Linked DNA regions of Homo sapiens: region 1 is linked to region 2. The links are chromatin loops, found by intact Hi-C in ENCODE. Cell type or tissue: MCF 10A. All regions are shown on one strand. Links, peaks and the distances in the headings refer to the core of each region. The heading gives the core; the rest is flanking DNA.

What was found. A loop is a pair of places that touch in the nucleus more often than their neighbours do. Peaks named below come from ENCODE experiments on the same cell type or tissue, not always from the same donor. Only the 100,000 strongest peaks of a DNase experiment are listed, where the experiment ranks them.
Region 1: a loop joins it to region 2, with 6 times the contacts of the local background. A loop is called at or near these places in 9 of 110 quality-filtered maps.

Annotation. Positions count from the first base shown.
Region 1 is chr12:58,343,138-58,348,519 of GRCh38, forward strand. No RefSeq gene overlaps it. Among named protein-coding and RNA genes, the nearest start is that of LINC02403, 260 kb to the left of the region's middle. In MCF 10A, for the core only: a CTCF peak has its summit at 3,094 (motif pointing right); no DNase peak of the experiment used is centred there.
Region 2 is chr12:58,918,325-58,923,706 of GRCh38, forward strand. It overlaps LRIG3 (leucine rich repeats and immunoglobulin like domains 3), which reads right to left and starts at 2,180. Exons shown (of 19, transcript NM_153377.5): 1 at 1,676-2,180. The coding sequence starts at 1,911. It overlaps LRIG3-DT (LRIG3 divergent transcript), which reads left to right and starts at 2,380. Exons shown (of 6, transcript NR_183518.1): 1 at 2,380-2,466; 2 at 3,075-3,148. RefSeq lists an enhancer at 1,077-1,346 and silencers at 1,727-1,806, 2,227-2,336, 2,955-3,064. In MCF 10A, for the core only: no CTCF peak of the experiment used is centred there; DNase peaks (open chromatin) are centred at 1,037, 1,167, 1,977 and 2,257.

The DNA.
Region 1 (5,382 bases), core at 62-5,061, 580 kb before region 2:
GCATTGGTGTGCTACATTTGCTACAATTGATGAGCCAATATTGATAGATTATTATTAAACTAAAATCCATAGTTTACATTAGAGTTCACTGTTTATGTTACAAAATTCTATGGCTTTTGCCAGATGCCTAATGATATGTTTTTACCACTTTAGTATCACATAGAATAGTTTAATTGTCCTAAAAATCCTTTGTACTCTCTCTATACAATTTGTTCTTCCACCCCTCACCTACCAACCCCTGGCAACCGCGAATCACTGATTCTTTTACTACCTCTATAGCTTTGCTTGTTCCAGAATGCCAGATAGCTGGAATCATACAGTTTCAGACTGGTTTCTTTTACTTAGCAATATGAATTTGGGTTTCATCTGTGTCTTTTTGTGGCTTGATAACTCCTTTCTTTTTATGACTGAATAATATTCAGTTTTATGAATGTACCACATTTTGTTTATCCATTTACCTACTGAAGGTCAACTTGTTTGCTTCTGATTTTGGCAATTATGAATAAACTGCTATTGAGATCGGTATGCAGTTTTTTGTGGATGCAAATTTTCAGCTTATTTGGGTAAGTACCAAGAAATACAATGCTGGATAGTATGTTAAGAATATATTTAGTTTTGTACAAAACTGACAAATTGTCTCCCAAAGTAGCTGTACCATTTTGCATTCTCACTGGCAATGGATGAAGGTTCCCAGTGCTCCACTTCCTCACATCCTCACCAGCATTTGGTGTTGTCGATGTTTTGGGTCTTAGTCATTCCTATAGGTATGTAGTGGTATCTCATTGTTGTTTTAATTCACATTTCCCTGATGTGAAATGTGCTTATTTGCCATCCATATATCTTCTTTTGTGAGACGTCTGTTCAGATCCTGCCCACTCTTTAATGGGGTTGTTTGTCTTCTTATTGTTGAATTTTAAAGAGTTATCTGTATATTTTAAATACAAGCCCTTTATTAGATTTGTGTTTTGCAAATATATCTCCCAGCAGGCATGTTTCTCCTAGCCTATTGCTTGTATTTTTGTTTTCTTAACAGTATCTTTTAGAGCAGGAGTTTTTAATTTGGAAGTTTTTGGGGGGGGACGTGTTGAAATAGTAGAGGTGCCAAAGTAGTTGTGGTTGGTGAGGGAAGAAGAGGAGAGATGAAGAAGGAATTTTAAAAGAGTATTGCTGTGACCTACATACTTCCTTCAGAATATTTGAGAAATGCAAGTAAAGAACTTGAGTGAGTCTGAACCCACGTTGTGGTTGTTGGACTGTACTTGAATATGAGGACTCGGCACCTGAACTGCGTGGGCACAGCTTTCCTGTGCTCTGTGACTCTGGGTGGCTGGATATGAGCATCACATAAACATATGCGAAGGGCATAAGGCAATTTGTAGGGGTGCTGTAAATGTGAGTGTGCTCTGTATAGGAACACTGTGGGCACATGGGACTGCCTGAGAGCAGTCCGGACAAAACCAAGGCCACTCCAAGGGGCCTCGTTGCTGCTCTTGTTCTGACTCCACCTCTTTCATTCCTCTGCATTGAAAGGGAAAGAGAGGAGTCAACCTCACTGCAATTTTATTTTATTTCATTTTTTATACTTTCAACTTGTATTTCAGATTCAGGGGGTGCAGGTGCAGATTTGTTACATGGCGTATTGCATGATGCTGAGGTTTGGGGTGTGATTGATCCCATCACCCAGGCTCACTGCAATTTTATCAAGGCTAGTTCAGAAGCTTTATTCTTGGTATCATAGTTTCCAGCTACATGAGTTTCACATACATGAGGAAATTGTGGGTTGAGGAGTCTGAAAGAATTTAAAGCCATTAATTGCGATTGTAATTAATTCAGAGGCCAATATCCTATATTTGTGATCGTTAAGACAGAGTCTTGATTGAAGTGCAGTATCGCACTCTCTTTAATAAAAGGGTTTTCTTTTTCTAAGTAAGGGAATAGATTAAACATGATGGTAAGGGATAAGATTTTCTCACTTAAGAAAATGCAGTCCACGCAGGACAACTGATCAGGTTCAAATCTTGTCTTTTCCACTTACTGGCCAATATTTACCTCCTTTGAGCCTCTCAGGTTTCTCATCTTAAAATGGCATCAGTGACATTACTGCAATTGCAAGGCTGGGCTGAGTAACTGAAACAAAGCACATGAACCTCCTGGCACCATGACTGGGAGGGGGATGATGCTCTGCACCTGTTCTTTTCACCCCCTTCGTGTTACAAGAAGTGTGCTCTCCCAAGTCCTCTGCTGGAACAATCTACTCTCCATCCTTTAGAGAAAACCCTGTGAATTCCTGCTTCTGTAATTTTGCTTATTATTCCTTCTATCTTGTATATATCTTCCTTCTCCTCTTCAACTCTCCAATCCTTTGACGGCTTCACTAGTTGCTTTTCTGGAGGGCTGGGATGCTTTCCCCTTTCTCATCTCCTTAGTCAGTCATGGCATTTGGTACCCATTGCAGTGCACTGCCTCGTGTTGTTCATATGCATGTGCCTTTCAATCATCTCGATCATATCCCTCCAGCATCACTTCTTTTGTCAGCATCACCTTTTTTGTTGGGTCCTTCATGGTGTCCTTTTAATATCAGCAAATCGAATGTAGTAGATGCTCATTTAATAATCGATATTTGGATTACAAATCATCTCAATGAGTTTAGTAAGTTGCCCTAGAACCTTCCTTACTATGCAATGCTTTGTTAATTCTATTTGGATTCCTTTGCAAAATGTTTGTTTCTTTTAAAGTTTTTTTTAGAAAAAAGAAAGATTAAGTAAACTGTGGCTCATCAAAAAAGGTGCTTGGGAAGATTTTTTTTTAATACCATAGGGTAATACTTGTGTTGTCATGTTAAAATTAAATTGGAGCATGTAAAAGTATGCATATAGCATGATTACAACCACATATTCTATAGTTTAAAACAACTCTGAAACTGCTAGCAACTAAAAAATCAGGTCCAAGCATAAATATGAATTCTTTTTTGGGGCTAGAATAACTATTATTTTCTTTCCATTTTATTTGTAGAAAGAATGTTTTTATGGGCAAAATCATTCTCTGCATGGTTAACTACTTGCTGTGAATGAAGACCTATTCTGCTTCTTTCCACTAGAGGTCACTGTGGTTCTTTAGTTATTTTTTTCCGTTTGGCATCCCTGTTAGCAGGGCTAAAAGGATTCTGTCACGGTTATTATTTTTAGCAAAGTTAAGAGAAATGTTAAAATGATAGTCTCCTTTTTTAAATACAAAGAAACATTTTCCGGAGCAATTGTACTTCTTTTCAGATTTCGTTTTCCAGGCCATAACTATCAGAAACATTTCTATTTTACATTGGCGACCCCAATTTAATTTATTAGCGTGAAACATTATCACTATACCATTTATTCTGCTATTAAAACAGAATTGCACCCATGCTTTCTATGTGTGAAAAAATAGAAGACTAACCCTTTCTATTTCTGGTTCAGCTTTATTTTTTCGAAGATTGTTTCCCAGCAGTACAGAAACATGGTTTCTAGAAGAACTTGTTAGTCATGGAGTATTAAAATCGATTAATGACACATGAGATGTGCACATATAAGCACCATTTTGAAGGTGAATGCAGGATATCCAACAAATTCTACCAATAAACTACTGTGTCTTTAAAAGAATTTCTCCCTGGTAAATTCAGTAGGAATACAGGCTATGTTTTTCTGTTTGAAAAATGATTAAATATTAAGAATTAGAAAAAGGAAATATAGCTCCAAATATTAGTAGGATGCATGCTGAGTGTAACATCATCCAAAATGTCTAAGCAACATGATAACCAAGGTCCTTGGTTTTCCTACCGGAGTCAAGTCCATTTCACTATAAACCAAGAAGCTCTACATTTTATAATGTTTGGAAAACCCTTATTTTTCCTTCTCATTCTCTTTTTGCTATTTGCAGCCTTGAAAAATGGGGTCCCAATCACCTCACAAGACCATATTTATTTTTCATAGTCTGGGCTATTTGGTTCCTGTTGTGTTCTTATTCCTAGGGCATTCTTGCTAAATTCACAGTAATTTCCCCCAATTCAAATTGTGTCTCAATAAATTTCAAAGTTGATTATCCATTATTTATTATGGACCCTAAATTTAGCAGTACTAGAGAGATTTGGATATGAGTGGCATTTTGGAAACCCACCGACCACTCCAGCAATCTACAATATGCTTTGAAAAATCTGCACAACTTTTGCTCCCGTCTTCTGACTAGAATGCACAGCTCCAGTTCCCTAAGTTTGCTGAACATGCTGAGGCCCAGGCTGTAAGCAGCAGATGAGGCTGACTGCAATGGGGCATCCTGCTGCAGTTTGAAGCCTTTCTTTTTCATTTCCTGCAAACCCAATCTCTGTTCTTGCTTTTGGAGGCAACTTTTACAACTGGGTATCTCTAAAGTGGAATAATTAATAATTGTCTTGATACAATTAACAAAAGATAACTGGCTGGCTATGACTTTTTTTTTGAAAAGCACTTTCTTTTTTTCCTTCAAAGGGTGTTTTCACCTTTCTGTCTTTAATCCAGAGTCCTCCAAGGCTATTTAGAAATATTATTTCCTTGGGGCTCTCTGCCGTTGTGGTTTCTATTACCTAGTCCAGTATTTCTCAAACTTGTAAATAATATACTTGGAAATGCATATTTTTGGCAGGGAAGGAAGTATGTCAGGGTGGTTTTGGAGTCAGAAAAACCTGCTTTTGAGCCTTACTTCTACAACTTACTAGCCATATGACTTTCAAGCTTTATAACCTCATTAAATTAATTTTGGGATCTTTTTTATTAAAATGAAGATACAAACAATGGTAAATAGGATAATGTGTATAAAATGAATAGTACCGTGTCTGACACATGATAAATACTCAACATGTGGTAGGGATTAATAGTAGTTCAGTTGAACCTTGAACAAAAGGGATTTGAACTGTCTTGAGTCCATTTATACATGGATATTTTTCAATAAATATATTGGAAAGTTTTTGGAGATTTGCAATGATTTGAAAAACCTTGCAGATGAGCTGTATAGCCTAGAAATATTGAAAAAAAATTAAGAAAAACTTAAGTATGTGATGAATGCATAGAATATATGTGGATACGAGAATATTTTATCATTTGCTACCATAAAGTACATACAATTTAGTCTATTATAAAAAGTTGAAATTTATCAAAACTTATGCATACAAACTTACAGACTGTACAAGGCACCATTCCAAGTCCAGAGAAATGTAAACAAACGTAAAGATGCAGCATTAAATCACAACTGCATAAAATTAACCATAGTACATACTTCAGAACTGTAATAATTTCGTAGCTCCCTCCTGTTGCTATTGCAGTGGGCTCAAGTGTTGCAAGTATCTGCTTAAAATACTGTGTGGCTAATCATCTCCAGTAA
Region 2 (5,382 bases), core at 290-5,289:
CTACTTTTAAGACAATGTTTAAATAGGTATCGAACCCCTTTTGGTTCAACTCAACTTCTGATCAAGGGCAACACAGATTTTTTTTCTAAACATCTAAATCCAGGAAAAAAGAAAAAAAGTACTGCACACTAGCATGATCACAATAGACAACTTGACATTGAAAAACTATCGAATACAAGTTAGATGCCGTGAATAATCTAAGCATATCTAAATACACTCCAGGAAGCACTGTATTCATTTTCTCTTTCTCATCCCTCTATTATTCCTAAGTGTTCACCTCCAGTCATTTACATGTTCAGTTCCATATGTTGTCAATAGAGCCATTCACTCATGAATAAGGCAGCATGACCTCCACAAGAGGCAATTTAACAGAATTAGCCACAACTAATTGAAAGTCTCCCTGCTTTCGGTTAAAGACCTTATCTCCTCTTCCAATTGCAATAAAAACTACTAAATAAAACGTCCCAAGAAATTAAATATCAATCCAATACTAATTCTACTTTATTAAACTAAGGCTTATTAAAAACACAAGGAATATACTTTCTGATGGCCAACAATTCTACATTCACAAAAGTTATTTAGATTAGCACAATAATTTTAAAATATAAATTCTTAAACACCTGACCAAACCTCCTACCACATTAGGGCATTGGAATAGTTCACTAGAATTGTTTTAAAAACTTAAAATTTTCATTGCAATTCTGCTAAGTCAAAATATAAGATTACGTATGAAGTGCACTTTTATTTTAAACAGAACAACTACTTTAAAAAATACAAATTTTGATTGTTTACTTTTTACAGCACTCCAATTTTAAAACTGGGACTGAGGAAGAAAAGAGATGACATTTGGAAAAGATCAGCATTTCCAACTAAATTACATTTTCTTCCTTGTTCTTCACGCAGTTGGCAGTGATTTCAGGTTTTCAGACTTCGCAGCTAAAAATCCAAAAACTTGCATAAGAGCTCCCTGCGCTCTCCCCTAAACCGTCTGGGCGTTCTGAGGAGCTACAGAAATCACGCCCTTGATTCTGGATAATCGAGTTCCGCCCTTTCCATAGCTACCGACCAGTCTTTACAATCTGGTTGAGGAGTGGGAACTTACGGTCTGCTAATGTGAAAAAGCAAGCAGAGGGAGAACAACAGAAGTACGTCCACCATAACTTGGAGAATGACCGAATTCTGTTGAGGGGGCTTCCCAAATGAAAAGCCTGACTTCAGTTACTGGGTGGGAACAGGAAAAGGAGTCTGACGCAGCTAGAAACTAAAACTGAACCAGACTCATAACTCAGCGAGAACTGCAAACTCCTGATGTGTGCAGGTTGCCGCTTATCTCCCCTGGGCCTGGCAGGAGCAAGCATTTGAACCCCTTGGCTAGCTTAGGGCGCAGGACTTCATCCCCAATCTCTGGCGTCGTTACTGGCCCCCAACCCTGGTCTACCTGCAGCCAGTTAGGACGCGCCAAGAGCCCACCTGCGCCGCCCGCAAAGCACGTGGGAGGGAAACTGAGGCCCGGACAGTTCTTTTTCCACGCCCACGGAGCGCCGATCGCGGCCTGGGCCAGAAGGAGCTATACGGCAAAAAGGGGACTGCACGCCGAACCCCATTCCCCGCCGGCTCCTGTTTTCTCGAATCTCCAGCGGCCCGGGCCCCCTCCCCCCGCGGGAAGAATACTTACAGCCGAGCGACCCAGGACGGGAGTGGCTCGGGAAGACGCGCTAGCCGCTTACGACTGCAGTCCAGCAGGTCCCCGAGGCAGCGGCAGGTAGTGGGGCATGGGCGCTCGGCGGCTACCCCAGAGGGCTGCCCGAGTTCCCCGCGACCGCCGCTGTCTGACCGGCCAGCGCGCCCCAGCACCGCGCACAGCAGCAGCCCCAACCCCGCGGCGCGCGCACGGAGGCTCGGCGCGCTCATCGCGGTCCAGCGGCCTAGGTCTCTACCCGAAGCTCCCAGCCGGCGCGCGCTCGGGGCCCGGCACAAACTTCCAGCCGAGGGTGCACGCCCGCCCTCGCGGTCGCGTGCGCGCTCCTCCCTCGCGCTGCCCGGTCAATTCCTTCTTTTACTCCCGGCGGCGAAGCCCTTTCATGCCCCCAAACAGCAGGAGGGAAACCGAAAAGAACTGCCAACTGCAACAGAGTTGCAGCTTGAGCAGCGTCGGCTCGCCGAAGCCCCTTCTTGTCTGCAAAAGAAACTTTTTCGCCTCCACCCCGCGGCACTGCGCCAAGTCCCCGCGCGGCGGAGTAGCAAGGCGGGCGGGTAGAGGCCGACGCGCGCCCATTGGCCGACTCGGCTGCGGGCGTCCCCGTGGCCACGTGACAATAACACCGCTCCAGCCGGGGGCCTACGCGCGGGAGAAAGTGGAGCTGAGATTGTAGGAAATTCAGAGTTATATTTTCCAGCCTCTCCAGCCAGAAGTCTCCACTACGTCGTGGGAAACATATATCAAATGGAGTTGAAAGGCAAAAGGAAGTGAGCAAATACTGGGCTAGTTCTCGGAGTTGGAGGTATTTAGGAGAACTTCAGGGAAGTAAAGTTTAATTAGCAGTGTTTTCAGGAAACTTTTCAATTCCAAATTAAAGACACTGATAAATTATCCTACCATCCACAGATGAAAGAGTGGTTTCAATGAAAACAGCTCTTTCAACGTTAATGCTGGTGGGTGTTCCCCCATACATCGGCTTCAAAAGTAAAAACAATAATAAAACGTAAAACTCGTGGTTTTGGAAAGTGTATATTGAATTACAAATAGCCAGCCTTCGTGCACTGGATAAAGCTGGGCGGGGTGGGGGATGGGAGATGACCTTCTAATAGACCTCGATGGCAATCATAGATTCCTGGTAATAGTAATAATAAAAGTAGTCACAGTGACATTTCAAAGTAAAATGAAAACTAAGACCTTGGAGGAAAAAATTAGTATATGCACCTTGGTCCACTTGCGCTTTGAGTAATGACACATGTTGATTGAGAATGCTACCAGGGTAAAAGTACCTCCCGGCCTCCTCAGCTGGGGGAGTGGATGTTTGGGGCTGGATTCAGGCTACAGGACTTCCCAGTGAAGTTTGTTCCTTAACTTACAGGTGATCAGCGCCACAAGATGTTGAAACTAATGGAGACCGCAGAGATCATGTGCTAAGGGGCCTTCCTCCTCTGGGTAAGGAAATAGACCTAGAGAACGTAACTAATGTGTTTGTTGCAAAAAAAATAAAAATAAAAGCAAGACAGAAAACATGAACAAACCAAAAAACAAACCCTGGAAGCTTAAAGTAAGTTTTCACTTCTATACATTGTTTATTGCATGCTGTCTGCCCAAGCTTGTCTGTCCTTGGAGTTGCGTAAACTGCTCATGATTGAGGAGTGGAGATAGCTTGTGGAGTTGAGACTTTAACCCTGACTCTAAGGCCCATTGATTTTTCACTGTAGCAAATCACTCCCACTTACGGGGGAAGGAAAAGACTCACTTTGAAGTTAACACACCCTATTTTAGATATGGTATCCCATTTTCTTATTTCCAGCTACCATTAACAACAACGCTACTACCTTTTTGGATGATGTATAATTATAATTAGAAAATATCTATAATGATGGCACCTTGGTTTTGAATTTATGATTTTGTCTGCTTGGGAGTAGACAAAACACACTACAGTCATAGTAAGGATTTTCCAGCTCAGTATCCCCCATCTATTTTTATTTATTTTTTTTATTTTTTTATTTTTGAGATGGAGACACTCCAGTCTGTCACCCAGGCTGGAGTGGGGTGCAGTGATGCGATGTCGGCTCGCTGCAACCTCTACCCCCTGGGTTCAAGCAATTATCCTGCTTCAGCCTCCCAAGTAGCTGGGATTACAGGTGCCCACCACCACACCCGGCTAATTTTTTTGTATTTTTAGTGGAGACAGGGTTTCACCATGTTGGCCAAGCTGGTTTCTAACTCCTGACCTCAGGCTATCCGCCCGCTTTGGCCTCCCAAAGTGTTGGGATTACAGGCGTGAGCCACCACACCCGGCCCCCCATCTATTTCATACAAGGAAAATTAGGTATAATTCATTGAAGTTTTTAAAAAGAAGAAAGATTCCATTGTACACATGCCATTATGCATAAGCAAGGTAACATCAGTATGGAGGCTTGCTCTTGAGACATGAGACATATGACAGGGATATAAATGTGCTACCATTTTGGGGAGTTTTGGCTCATTTCCTTTTCTCATTCTTTATTCTCCTTGTATAATTTCATCTTCTTCCATGAATTCCATTTACATTTACATGCTGACATATACAACATCCATATTTCAGCCCAGGTCTTTTTCCTAAACTCGAAATCCATATGTGCAATTACCCACAGGTCATTAAAAATTGGATGTTCAAATGTAACATGTCTAGAATTAAATTTCACCACCCTTGAAACTGACTTGTTTCCTCCTGAATTCACTGTCTTAAAGAGTGGATACTTCCCTCCATCCAGATGAATGCCCCAGAAACCTGAAAGTCACCTTAACATTACTTCATTCTCACCACCACCACCACCACCACCAGAGTCAATCAATTAGCAAGTCATGTTAAAGCTAGCTCCTAAATGTATCTTCTCTCTGTAGAAATTATGCAAATCCAGACCACCAGCAGCTCTTGCCACCTATCAGGCATTCCACTGCTTTCTCCTCAGGGCAGTTAAGTGATATCTCTGAAGGTCAAATCTGAGCCTGTGACTCAACTGACCAGTTCTTTTCTTGGGTTCCTAGTGTCTTGAGAATAAGGTTCAAATTCTTTAGAGTGACTTATACAGTTTTGTTTGTTTGTTTTGGCATTGAGCCTCTATTTATCTCTTTAATTCATTGTCTTTCATCATTTTTCTCCTACTCTAGGAGCTACTTGCAATTCTCTTCCCAGCTGTACTCTTGCCTTCAGCCCTCTTGCAAATGGTTCTTCTGTCCAAATCATTCTCTGCTCCTTCTTCTGCCTGGTTGATGGCATTCCTTCTTTGGCAAACACTTCCCTGAGTCAGGTTTAACTATCTATACCTCCAGTATACTTCCAGCACATCAGTATTGACTGGAATGTAATAGACCATTTTCACTCTAACCCCCAGGTAATACTACAGAATTTTCCGATAACCATGTATTCCTTATCGCCTTTAAGGGTTTTACCAGCTATTGTGAAGTTAAATTACCTAAGTTTTCAGTACCCCAGTTTCTCAGTCTGTAAATTGGGAATACAATAAAAAACGATCTTATCTGGCTGGCTTCCATTTATCAGTTACTGGATTAGCAGTCACTCTGTTCTCTCTGTACAACCTGACTGATGCCTATGACCAGCTGAAATCTAGAAACTACCAGCCTCTCCTTAGAACAGCCTTTGCATATTTGCTCCTACCTGTCAGGTGCTGATCCACAGT